Linked DNA regions of Homo sapiens: region 1 is linked to region 2. A link is a loop called in an ENCODE intact Hi-C map of the cell type or tissue named here. Cell type or tissue: Calu3. All regions are shown on one strand. Each heading gives the region's core, and the rest is flanking DNA. Links, peaks and the distances in the headings are about the cores only. Region 1 overlaps LPAR3 (lysophosphatidic acid receptor 3). Region 2 overlaps LPAR3 (lysophosphatidic acid receptor 3).

Region 1 (6,837 bases), core at 1,797-4,296, 48 kb before region 2:
ATTGCCTTCCCCCAAAGTTCTATCAGTTTACATTCTCACCAACATGTTATGAGGGTACTATTTTCCCCACATTCTTGCCAACACTTGTTGGCAAGTAATAGCCGCTTGTTTAAATGTTATCAATCTGATAGCACTCCAGTTTTAGCTCTATTACAGCTCTGCCACACTTAACCCTGTATTATATGTCTCATCTCACCCTCTAGGTCAGGATTTCTCAACCTTAGCACCACTGACATTTTGGACCGGATACTTCTCTGTTGTGGAGAGCTGGCCTGTGCATTGTAGCGTGTGCAGCAGCATTCCTGGCCTCTGCCCGGTAGATGCCAATAGTACCCCCCTCCCCCAAGTCATGACTGATGCAGATGTCTCCAGATATTGCTAGGAATCCCTGGGAGGAGGAGAGGATTGGCCCTGGCTGCTCTAGATAATGAGTTTCCTGGGGGAATTTTGCATCTTTACACATGTCTTCATGCACTTCTGTCTTTGACGTACATATGCTGAACAGTGAGAGAACGTTAGCTGGACAGGGATGAGAGGAATAAAAGGTTAGGTGGAATCCACTACAACAGGACCAGTGGAACTTGTTCACTGCAAGTATGCAACTTTCCACAAATGCAAATTCCAGGAACATCCAACAGAGGGAAGTGAAGAGGAATGTCAGCAAGGTTAACTTTCCATGGATTGCTACCAGGTTATTACTTGTCTTTCTGAGTTCATTTTTGCCCCAGTTTCGTACAGACAGACAATGAGGTCTGTGGCCTATTTCAGCTGATATACTCTGTTTTGTTGATGGGGAAAGTAAAATGCTTTAGGAGAAGGTGTTAACATCATTTAACATTGTAGAGGTAAACTGAGTTTCTTCTGAGCTTTCTCTGAAACAGGCAAACTGACTAATGGTTGCTAATTTCTATGATGCATTTAGAGTTTTACTGTGATATTTTCATTTGATTATATAGATTTTCCTCCATAAACTCTTACCAAAAACTCTAAGGAGAGATGTGCTTCAAGATTTTTATTGACATTTACCACAATCATTATGTTAGAAATGCAAAATGCTTGTTCCCCGGTGCCACAAAGAAATAGCGCTTGAACATAAATTTAATTCTCTCAGCAAGGCAATTTTTACTTTCTGCGGAAAGGGTATACTCACCAGCAGTCTTGCCACGAGAGTACACCAAACAAAGGAAAAGCAGACATATTTATCCCTTACACATTTGGGTTGTCCTCACTGCTGTGTCCTGCATCCACTGGCTGGAGCCGAACCTCACAGTCTAAACTGATACCCGATTTGCTAAGAGCCTAAAACTTTTTTAGATAGGTAAAGGCAAGGGAGAACAAAGGAAAAGAGGAAGTTGCTTTTGAAAAATTTAAAGAAGTAATAACATTTCCAAATAAGAAAGGGGCATAGGCTGTGAGCTGGAACATGCCTGTGAGCATGTCCAACAGCTACATGCTTAACAAAGAGTTATTAGCACAAAGCAAGGAGGCTTGAAGAAAAATTTTAAAAGAAACTATTATTTCTAACATTTATGATTTATTATTTAACAAGAAGGGAAACTTTGAAGAGGAAACTTTTTACTTTCTGCAATTATATTTCTTCTAGATTCAGTAAATGTTTGCAAAAGGCATTAATGTCATTATGGAGAACAAATCTACGTCTTACATTTCTCTGGGGGTCAGGTGGCAGAGACTGCTTCCAAAAAGAGGCTCCAGTGGTCAGTATTGTTTAAAAAAAAAAAAAACAAAAAAATCCCTGGGCCAGAAGGATGAGGGCTGGTCAGGGTGAATCAGTCCCCAATTTCTACATTTCTTCTCTGTAAAATGGAGAATGCTGAACTGCCCATCTCACTGTGGGATCAAATGGGGAAAGAGATGTAAACTTTGAAATTTGTTCACTAGTATATCAGTGAATGTGTTTTGGTGGATTACTCCAAGATCCTGAAGGAGTGGTTTAGAGGAAGTATGGTAACATAGTAAGAATGTTAAACATTAGGTTTTCAACCCAGCTGGCTAAACCCCTCTTTCCTGATTGTACACATTCATCTGGGACTCTGGGACTAAAAGGTAATGAAAAACACCAGCTAGTGACTCTCTGACTAGATTGGTAGAAGAGAGAAGGCTTTGGCTTTAGGGTGTTATTGTGGTGACCCACCCAGTGTGAGGGAAAGGATTCTTCCTTTGGTCTCCTCTTCCCAATATTCTCTGTTGGGGTCCCTTTTCCCCAGCCTTTTGGGAACAAGCTCACCGTGGAGCTCAGTGGACTTTCTCTGACTCCTCTAGACCTTGAAGTGGACTGGGGCTTTACATTTGCTACGTCATTCACTTTGTCCCACTAACCTGACAAGTTAGATCTTATCTCCCTTTTACAAAAAAGGAAATCGAGGCTCCATTTCTCAGATCCCACTGATAATAACAATAATTAAATTAGAACTGTTTGTTAGGGGCTAGTCTAAGCACCTTTAAATCTCCTAACAGCCTTAGGAGGAAGTTACCTTTATTATCCCCGTTTTGTAGATGAGGAAATTAAGATAGAGAAGATAACTAACTTGTTGGTAAGCAAGGCTTTAAACTCAGTCTGGCTATCTCCAGGGCCATGCCCTTTTGCATGTGAGTATCTATTTTTTTCTAGCACCATTTTTTTTTATTATTATACTTTAAGTTCTAGGGTACATGTGCACAACGTGCAGGTTTGTTACATATGTATAGCACCATTTGTTGAAGAGACTATCTTTTCTCCATTGTGAATTCTTGGCACCCTTGTCAAAGATCCGTTGATTATGTATGTGTGGGTTTATTTTTGGGCTCTCTAGTCTTTTCCACTGGTCTATATGTTGGACTTTATGCCAGTACCATACTACCATACATAGCTTTGTAGTATGTTTTAAAATCAGGAAATGTGAGGCCTCCAGCTTTGTTCTTCTTTCTTATGATTGTTTTAGCTATTCAGGGTCCTTTGTAGTTCCAGATGAATTTTAGGATTTTTTAATATTTCTGTAAAAAATGCCATTCAGATTTTTGTAGGGATTGCATTGAATCTATAGATTGCTTTGGGTAGTATGGACATTTTCACAGTATTAAGTCTTCTGATTCATGAACATGAAATGTATTTACCTCTATTTGTGTCTTTAAAAATTTCCTTATCAGTGTTTTATAGTTTTCAGTGTATAAGTCTTTTGCCTTTCTGATTAAGTTTATTTGTCAGGGTTTTATTCTTTTTAATACTATTGTGAATTTAATTGTTTTCATAATTTCCTTTTTTGGATTGTTTGTTGTTAGTGCATAGAAATAAATGCAACTGATTTTTGTATGTGCATTTTGTATCCTGCAACTTTACTGAATTAGTTTATTAGTTCTAATGGGTGTTTTGGTGGCATCTTTGGTGATTTCTTCATATAAGATCATGTTGTTGATGAACGGAGATAATTTTACTTCTTTGTTTCCAATCTGTATGACTTTTATTTATTTTTCTTGCCTAATTGCTGTGGCTGGGACTTCCAATACTATGTCGAATAGCAGTGATAAGAGTGGGCATCCTTGCTTTGTTCCTCATCTTGGAGCAAAAGCTTTCAGTTTTTCACCATTGAGTATGATGTTAGCTGTGGGGGCCATGCTCTTTAAATACTCGGCTCACCTGCTTATCTGCTAGTGTTTGGACCTAAATCCTGTGTTCTTCTGCTGTACTGCATTGCCTCTCTTCTCCTCTCCCTCCTCTTCCCCCTTTCCAATCCTGCCTCCCTGCTTTGTTTCAAGCTACAGCAGAGTGAATGTGGTACTGTCTTAAGCTTAGTCACTGCAGCACTGAGCCCATACTCAGGCAGGGGGACATTCTTTCTTGGACTGTAGTTATTTTAGTGTAGTTACAGGATGATTTTGTCACCATTCCTTGTTAAATTGAGGTGTTAGAGCATGAACAGTTAATCTCCCAGAATGCCAGTTGTATGTTTCACCAAACTTTTTAGAAATTTTGAGTTATCTAACCTTCTTGGGAAGTGCTGTCTGCCATTTATTGAGTGCATCCTGTGTACTAAGCATTTCCTTAAGCACTATAGAAATAATTGCTTTAATTTAGTCCATCCAACAATCCTACACAGTTGTCATGATTATGCCAGTTTTAGAGAAGGAAAAGGTTCTGGCCAGATCAGCAGTGTGCCAGGTGAGAGCCACTGCTAAAAGTGATGCGCCTGCATCTGACCCAGGTCCAGCTGATTCTGAAGCTTCCCCTCCCCTTCCCTCCCCTCACCATCCTGCCCCTACCATGCCTCACAACCTGCCATGCTTTCCTTCAGCGTGCAGGTGACCCCAGAACTCCACAGGTCTGGCTATCCCTTCTCTAACCTCTGTTTTAAATACTCACTCTAAAATGTCCTTTCTGTTCTTTGTTCTGACAAACATCCACTATTCAGTGGACAAGTAGAAACAAGAAAACCACCATAAAACTTCCCATTCAGAAGAATTGAAGACAAGTAACAGGGGCCTAAAAATGACGAAACCCTGCTGGGCAGGAATTATTAAGACCTCCCTGCCCTGGCAGTGGAGTCAGTTCCATGGTTGGTCCATGCTTCCCCTCTCTGGGTGGGGCCTCCCAGAAGCCTTGACTTTGTCTTTGTCCCCTGGGAAGTCCTTCCTTCTTCTGTACCCTCTGTGGCCACATTTGAAGGGTGTGGAAAGTGTGTACTCCTTGGGGGAGAATGAACGTGGGCCTTTCTGGGCCAAACTGTGGCTTCCCTGGTACTACAATTCCTTATAAACTTGATAGACTGCTAGTCAGTTCCACAGGTCAGTTACCGCATCCAAATCCCACTCTGGGTCAAGCTCTTAAGCATGACTTATTTTCCAGCTTGCATGCTTGGCTCATCTCTCTGCCTCTCTTCAGTAGTGTGTACTCTGAGGTCCTCTGCAGCATGGACTTGGATGGGAAGATGCACCCATACTCTGATCATTACTACAGACCTGCCTGGCATTGTCCCTTGCAACAGTTTACTGAGAGGTCTTTGAGATAGGCTGCAAGTGGTAATACTATTTTCTACTCTTTGGAGCTACACGGGCAATTGACTTTTCTGATTCTCCAAGGCCCTCCGTTTCTGGACACTGTCCATTCCTTTCCACCTTTGCTTACGTACTTGCAAAAAGTCTTGCCTGAGCTCATCTCTTTCTTGTCTCGCTTGCTAAAAGCTGCAAGGAGCAGCCAAAACAAGCTCATGTTCTGGTTCTGTTCAAGCAGTTCTCCTGCCTCAGCCTCCCGAGTAGCTGGCATTACAGGCATGTGCCACCACGCCCAGCTAATTTTGTACTTTTTAGTAGAGATGGGGTTTCTCCATGTTGGTCAGGCTGGTCTCGAACTCCCGACCTCAGGCAATCCTCCCACCTTGGCCTCCCAAAGTGCTGGGATTACAGGCATGAGCCACCACACCCAGCACATTGTGATGTTTTGATACATGTACTATATAGTGATCAGATTGATCAGATCAGAGTAATTAAATTGCTATAAACATTTCTGAGTGTTTATTTTCAATTTCTATACTTATTTTCTTGTTGATAGAAACTAGTCCATGGACTACGTGGATTTAGGCTGCCCAAAGGCTTTTCCCTGCTGGGTGTTCAAAGTGGATCACAGGCCTGTTTATGTTCCAACTTACAGGTAGGGAAAGGAGCATGGAGGAGGGCACCTTCATTGTTTTGGGGCTGACCTGGCAGCAGCACACTTCATTTATGCTTACATTCTAGTGGTAAGAACTTAGTCACGCAGCCACCCTAGCTGCAAGGAGGTACCAGGAGGCTGGAAAACCGAGTGTACAGTTGGGCGTCCTGGTGCCCAGCTATAAGCCCATTACTCTGTAAGAAAAGGAAAACGTGGGCTGGGCGTGGTGGCTCACGCTTATAATCCCATCACTTTGGGAGGCCGAGGTGGGTGGATCACGAGGCCAGGAGATTAAGACCATCCTGGCTAACACGGTGAAACCCTGTCTCTACCAAAAATACAAAAAAGTAGCTGAGCATGGTGGTGGGCACCTGTAGTCCCAGCTACTCGGGAGGCTGAGGCAGGAGAATGGCATGAACCTGGGAGGCAGAGCTTGCAGTGAGCCTAGATCGCGCCACTGTCCTCCAGCCTGGGCGACACAGCGAGATTCCATCTCAAAAAAAAAAAAAGAAAAAAGAAAAGAAAAGAAAGAAAAGGAAAATGTGATTTAGCAGTCTGTCCTACAGAACATAAAGCTAAATAATAATACAAAGAAATAATTACAAAAGAAGTCACAGGGCAATATGCAATTATGGGCAAATGAGTTAGAACAGCTGTGAGTTTAGTGTCATACCACCCATTGCATGACTTTTTAGAAATGGAGCCTGGGGTTCTGCAGCTTCTTTAATGTAGCCTGAGGGTCGAGGCTAGAGGTTAACCATGCAAAGTTCAAGTGAGAAGAGGCTAAGAAGCATTCTCAGTGGGAAAGTTCAGAAACCAGATTCCTAGGTTTGGAGCTGAGTTTGAATTCACAAAGCTATGTCCAGAGTAATTGGTCAGGAGCAGATTCAAAGGCAGGGAACACTATAGTAGTCAGGACTAGGCCTCAGGTAAAGTGGCTTCAGCAGTCTACCCTGAGCCCAAGGAAAACACCAGAGAGAGGGAGAGTGAAGGGTCCTAGCCAGTGTAGTTTGGACGGAGGCTTTCCAGTTCCAAACCATCCTGCCAACTTGCCAATGCTTCATTACAAACAACCCTGGGGTCCTGAAGTCACCATGATTTTATCCTCTGTGTTAAAATCCTGGTGTTTAAAGTTGAAACTTTTTTCCTTATGGTGGCCCCACTATCTTCCAACAGCTGAGCTGAGGTAGATTGAAAAT
Region 2 (6,837 bases), core at 2,923-5,422:
GACGATTGACCACACTATGGAGAATGAATTAGAGAGGTTGAGACTGGAGGCAAGAAGGCCATTTGGCTATTAAACTAATTCAGACTCTAGATGATAGTGGTCTGATGTAATCACCATCAGAGGGATAGAATAGTTAGAAAGAAATGGATGGATTAGGGAGATAACTGAGGAGGCAGAGTCAATGGTACTTACTGATTTTTCACATGTTGGGATGGGGAGAGGGAAGTCAAGGATGACACCCAAATTTCTATCCTGGACAACTGGGTGTACAGTGATACTGTTCACTGTAACTCAAAGCATGTAGCCCATATATGAGCGCAGTCTGTAATCTTTGAGAATGGGACCATGAGAAGATGGTGGAGTATACCATGCAAGAGGGTGATCTGTGAAAGAATCCACCATGGATCCCCGTGTCAATGCTGGCTGGCACAGTTTTCTTAGCATTCATGCACAGAGGCTAGTGGCTAGAGTATTGGCACAGGGCTGTTGGCAACAGTGATCCTCACCGTCAGATACCTTTTGCCGCAAGGATCCCCTGCTTGTCCCCAACTCCCAAGGACTACTTTTGTGGGAGGTGAGTACAGCTTGTATCTCCAGGAGCTGGCCTGTGCTCTTTATGCCCCAATACATGCTAGAACTGTGTTTTGCAGAGCTCTAGTGTTCTAAGGAGATGTTTTAATCACATCACCTTATACTAGTAGGAACCATAGGAGCCATCTAGTTAAACAACCCCAGGATGTTTCACAAGTAGATGTCCTAGAAATGAATTATGTATAATCTAAGGATACCATTTCTGAATTGTATCATTTTTCTTCTAGCTCCAAATAACAGATACCCTGGTTTTGTGCAAATAGGAACATACATTTCTTTTCAGAGATGGAAACCATATGCCCTTTGATTTTGCAGTGGTCCAGAAAAGAAGTGGTATATAAAAGAAAGTGAAGTTTGATTACAACCTGCAGAAACTCTTCTAGCCTTACTGCCCTTCTGTTTCTTTATCTCATTACCACCATTATTAGCATTTCAGACTTTCTTTTCAGTGTCAACAAACTTACGAATATTATTTGTGTGTAGGTGTAATAACATATATAATAAAGACTTCGCTAATGCACTGTATTTCCATGTTTTATAATGAGAAACTTCTGCCTTAAGTTTGGCAGTGTATACACTCCTCTGTTGACTCTCTCAGAGGTGATGTTGTCTTGTTTTTTTTCTATAGTGGGAAAAGACTCCAAATTCTTGCTGGCGCCAGACTGGCTCAGAACCTGCAGGGAAGCATACCTGCTGGCTATGTGGGATTAGCCTAGGGGAATTTTCTTTCTTTAAATAGTTAAAGTGTGATATTTATATCAAGTGTGGTTTTTAAAAATTAAAGTAGCCAGGAGCGGTGGCTTACGCCTGTAATCACAGCACTTTGGGAGGCTGAGGTGAGTGGATCACAAGGTTGGGAGATCGAGACCACCCTGGCTAACATGGTGAAACCCTGTCTCTACTAAAAATGCAAAAAACTAGCTGGGTGTGGTGGCACGTGCCTGTAGTCCCAGCTACTCAGGAGGCTAAGGCAGGAGAATCACTTGAATGCAGGAGGTGGAGGTTGCAGTGAGCCATTGCACCATTGCACTTCAGCCTGGGCAACAGAGCGAGACTCCGTCTCAAAAAAAAAAAAAAAAATTGATAAAGTAAGGTTTTTTCCTTTAGTGATAGAATTATTTTTTTCTTAAGAATATAAGGCTTTTGGGTATACTAACTACACTGATTGGATCATTATACAATGTATATATGTATCAAAACATCCAATTGTAAATAGTAAATGTGTACAATTCAATGTATCCATTTAAAACAAAAATAAATAATATAGGGCTTTTAATTTGCAGGATAAGAGTAGCTTTCATTATATTATTTGCTAATATTTACTTAGCCTTAGTCTTCTCATCTATAAAATAAGGCAAGTAGAAAGGACAGAAATAACTGTTAAATTTGAGAACTGTCATTTCGTTTTGTTTTGGTCTTCCTGAAAGGCCATCTCAGCTTCAGAGAGAACTATGATTTTAAGATTTTGTTCTAATTTTCTAAATTAAATTCCAAATAAGTTATTCTAATTGATTGAAAATGAAATGTTATTATCCTTCCCCAGGACATAGTGTATGTATATTTGAGAAGAAAGGAACATGTCAGTTTTAAACAGTAGAACTTTAAATTTCATTTTCTAACCACATTCAGAAGATTGGAAATATTTTATACATGAGTGGTTTTATATTAGACATGAATTTATATTGGTTAACTATTTTAATGTTTGATGACAGATTGATGACAGATGCTCAGCAAAATTGCAGAATGGGTTTTTTTTTTTTTTTTTTTAAAGACAGGATCTCATTGTATCGCCCAGGCTGGAGTGCAGTGTTACGATGATGACTCACTGAGGCCATGACTTCCTGGGCTCAAGCAATCCTCCCAGCTCAGCCTCCTGAGTAGCTGGAACTACAGGCGTGTGCCACCATGCCCAGCCAATTTTTATATTTTTTTGTAGAGACAGAGTTTTGCCATGTTGCCCAGGTTGGTCTTGAACTCCTGGGCTCAAGCAGTTTGCCCGCCTTGGCCTCCCAAAGTGCTGGGATTACAGGTGTGAGCCACCACACCCAGCCATGTAGAATGGGTTTCTAAGTAAAAAAAAAAAAAAAAAAAAAAAAAAAGGCCGGGGTTGGGGGGGCATTCATATTCATACAACACCAGGTAAATTAAACAAATTAACTCAGTTTACATTTCGTGATAAGGTTGCTAGTTAAATAAAGAAAATGCTCTAGAAAGTATGTAGTATATGGATGTCCAGAAGGCCTTTGATAATTGGACACAATATTCTGTTGACCAAGAAGTGTGGGCAGGGTGCTAGAACAGTTAGGAGATTCATCAATAACTGAACAGTTACACCTGAAGTTTGGTGATTAAGACAAGATTGACGTCAATCTAGCAAGAATCTCAAGGAGTGCCAGAGAAATTTGTACTTGGTCTATATTTTTTGAGCAAAATAGTAATATTGGACTTGTAGAAGATATTTTAAAAATTGCTTGTAAGTGGCAAAATATGTGGGAAGAATAGCTAATAGGTTAAGTAGGAGGTTCCAGATCTAAATAGCCATCAACAGAGTCAAATGTTATGCCAAAACAAGCAAGAACAGCATTTTAAGAGACTAGATATGCTCATTGTTTAGATAAAACACACACACGTACACACACGTACACACACGTACACACATTTGCGAATCACAACTCCACAAAGATGAGTAAGACCTTCTTGATAACAGTGCATGTTCAAGGAAAACAAAAGACTTAAGGGTTTCTATGAACCAGAAATGCTGTGGGGTAGATTACATCATGCCCACGTGGTTCTCCAAAAAGGGACATGCAGTTGCAGGCACGTTAATCAAAGGTGTAGAATCCAGAGTTGGAGAACAAATTGTTTTGCTTTCTTTGGAAACAGATCAGTCCACGGTGCATCTTAAGGCCAATTCTGGCCATCACATTTTAAGAGGAATTTAGTCAGTGTAGTAAGCACCTGTAGGAAGGTAACTGGAGTTTTGAAGGATCCAGAACAGATGAAGGAATTGGGGGAGTGTCACCAGAGAAGAAATGACATAGCAATTCTCTTAAAACATTTTAAGAATTGTTACCTGGAAAAGGAATTTTATTTCAGAGGTCTGGAAGTTAAAACTAGGACCAAGTAGAAGTTACAGAAAGAATATTTTAACTCATTGTCAAAAGACTTTTCTAAAAATCGGAGCTCCTCTGCAGTGGACCTGGCAGCCTGGTGCAGTGAGGTGAAGTCCTTGTGGGAAGTGTTAAGTAGATGTTGATGACCCTTGTGTGTAGTGCCATTTAGGGGATTCCTTCATAGAGTGGGAGGATAGATAGGCACCCTGTAAGAATTCTTGCAAGTCTCAGAGTCTGTGATTCTACCAAAAAACAGTTTATGAGATTTATTGCTAAGACTTTGTATAAGAATGGGCTGATGACCTGATCTCATTTTAGCTAGGCACAAACATTAAATACTTCAATTACATGGGTATGTGTTATGAATCATCTTGTACACACATACAAAGAAAAGGAAAGCAGTCTTGCCAAAGGCCCCATGAAATACATTTGCTTTGGCTGGACTAACTAGAATTGCCAAGCAAACAAGGTGATTCATAATAAAACCTCTGTTCAGTAAAATGGACCCATAGGAACAGTAAAGTTGATTTTCCAGGTATAGTAACATCACTTCTGCTCATCTATCTTCTCATTTGCTATCGTCTCCAACCTGGTTACCTAAGGGTCAAATTCTACTCTTATTAGTATTTAAAGGTCTTCTTGCACTTGGGGAAATAGCTACCTGTATCTTCAGATTGTTCATTTATGCACTCATTTGATCATTTACTCATTAATAAATATTGATTAAATGCCTGCCTTATGACAGGCACTGTGCTACATACTGGAAGTATGAAAGTAAATGGTACCAATATATAGTCCCAATCCCTGATACCTATATGATCTAGTTGAGAAAGTGGACATGAAAATTTTTAAAAAATATTTGCAGCATGGCTAGGCTTTAATAGAGACACACTGCATGGCTCAGTCTCAGCACACTACTTCTACCACGCAGGTCTTTTTCACTTAACTCCATCTGGACAGCTTTGTTCTAAATGACTAAATTTATTTTTTGAAAAGTCAACACCCCTCCAGAATTAGTTAGAAAAGAATAGCTAGTTTCTGCATCTCACTTAGCTCTCGTGTCTAAGCATTTTTTCCAGCTCTTCCCAGACTCTTGAGTTTGAGTTTGACCATCTTTAAAGCTGGAGAGCAGTGTCAACAGCAAGAATGGCTGACAGATAGAGGCTTACTCTGCACCAAGCACTGTTCTGGACACTTTAGGTATCATAAGCCATTTAGCCCTTACAGCCACCCCTGCAGCTGGGTGTTCTTATTATCCCCGTGTGACAGATAAGGTAATGAGGTACAGGTGGGCTAACAGGTTAAATACACCTTGCCTAAGGTTACCTATAAGGAAGTGATAGATTTGGGATTTGAATCCAGCGGTCTGGCTCTAGAAGCCACGCTGCTAAAACACTGTGCCATTTGCCCCTCTGACCGATGCTGTTCTAGGTTTTCAAATATCAGACCCCACGAGGCCTTTCCTGGAGTAATAAAGCAAGCTAATGATCATGACGGTGACCCAATGCTGGAGGGCTTATATCCATTCTCTCGCTCAGTCCTTACCAATCCCAGGAGGGGGATTTATTGTCTCTGTTTTACAGATGAGGAAACAAGGCTTAGGGAGTATTACCCAAGTTTACCTAACTAGTAAATCTTTCAGTTTGTCTATATCATTAGGTAAAAATGCCAAATGAGTCATTGTTTACAATAATAAACACATTTGTTTCAGGAAAATAAAAAGGAATATTTTGAAACAGGAAGTTTTAATGTTTTTCCTAGGGGGCAGCAGGAAAGTCTAAAGGACATGAATGTGAGCTTTTTGTTATTTGAGTGTCATGATATCTTTAGTTCCACAGTTTAAGAGAGATGGTATACCACGTTCCCATTACTGAACTTAGGGTGTTTGATTTCTCCTGTATCCTGAACCAAAGCAGACGATCTCTAATTCAAAGAAAGAACCATTTAAGCGTTAATCTTTCTTAGCCTTTATATTTATGTGGTTTAGAAGTTTCTTCACTGATTAACAATTTACAAAATATTTATTTTTGTTTACACATTTTGACTTACTCATCTCATTTGACTACTAAAATAGTACAAGTAACTTTTTAAATAGAGGATTCTTTCAAACTGTGACATAATGTGGTTTCAATATATCTGATGTACCCAAATGTGGAAACCCATGGCCTGTAAGAAGAGCCTCACACTCTTCTGTTCTAGGTTATAATAAAACGTTCAAAATTAGAGGAGAACCCCTAGCTGCCCAGCCACCTGTGATAACAGTTTCTTTGGGTGAAACGTGCACTGGAAGGTGACCCAGCTTGTTGTTACTACGGCACCAAGGGATGGTGCCTGATCTCGAAGGTGTTTGGTGTATTTATATGTTACATATTTGGCCAGAGGGGTAGAGGGACAAATTGAGAATACTCCTTTTCCCTAATAGTTCAATTCCTGCAACTCCTTCATGACCCTGCCCCTACACCCTATCTTCTTTATCATGTCGTCTTCAATTACCTCAACCTGTGATATCTTCTCTAAGTTCCTGACTCATTCGCCTATTCCATTTATACAATATGTGTCATTTATTGCCTATGACAGTTATTTCTATGTGTGTGCCCATTTTGACTTACTAGAGGGCAAACACTTGGAGGAAAGGTATTGTCTTTCAAACCATCTTGACTTCCCGACACTTATTACAGAGATTCATAAATGAGTTGATGATTGTAGGAAGAAACAAGAAAATGCACATTAGAATTTTATATCAGTGTTCCTAGATGGGGAGGGGGCCTGTTTATGGCTGACAACACAGATTGTAACTGTGACTGCCCTTTCGTGGGGGATCATGGTGGATCGGCAGTACAGCACTGTTAGCGCAGGTGGTCCTTGTATTTGAGCTTGCTGCATGCTTTCCAGAAGAAAATGATAGAAACTCAGTTCGGTCAAATTTTCAGTAGGAGCAATGTCTTAATAGGGAACTAGGTTTCCACCCAAGAGTCTGGAATGTTCAACATTTCTCTAATGGGAGTTTTTACCAATATTCTATTTTATTGACTCTGAATTACCTATATATAACATAAAGCAAGCCTGTATCTTTAAAGTATGTGTGTGTATGTGCATATGTGTGTATATATATATATGTATATCATATATGTAT

The links. A loop is a pair of places that touch in the nucleus more often than their neighbours do. Peaks named below come from ENCODE experiments on the same cell type or tissue, not always from the same donor. Only the 100,000 strongest peaks of a DNase experiment are listed, where the experiment ranks them.
Region 1: it touches region 2 in a loop (2.5-fold over the local background); 8 of 110 quality-filtered maps call a loop at or near these places.

What each region holds. Positions count from the first base shown.
Region 1 is chr1:84,878,627-84,885,463 of GRCh38, reverse strand. All of the region lies in intron 1 of LPAR3 (lysophosphatidic acid receptor 3), which reads left to right. Among named protein-coding and RNA genes, the nearest start is that of LPAR3, 11 kb to the left of the region's middle. In Calu3, for the core only: no CTCF peak of the experiment used is centred there; no DNase peak of the experiment used is centred there.
Region 2 is chr1:84,831,860-84,838,696 of GRCh38, reverse strand. The region is part of intron 2 of LPAR3 (lysophosphatidic acid receptor 3); the gene reads left to right. Among named protein-coding and RNA genes, the nearest start is that of LPAR3, 58 kb to the left of the region's middle. In Calu3, for the core only: no CTCF peak of the experiment used is centred there; a DNase peak (open chromatin) is centred at 4,126.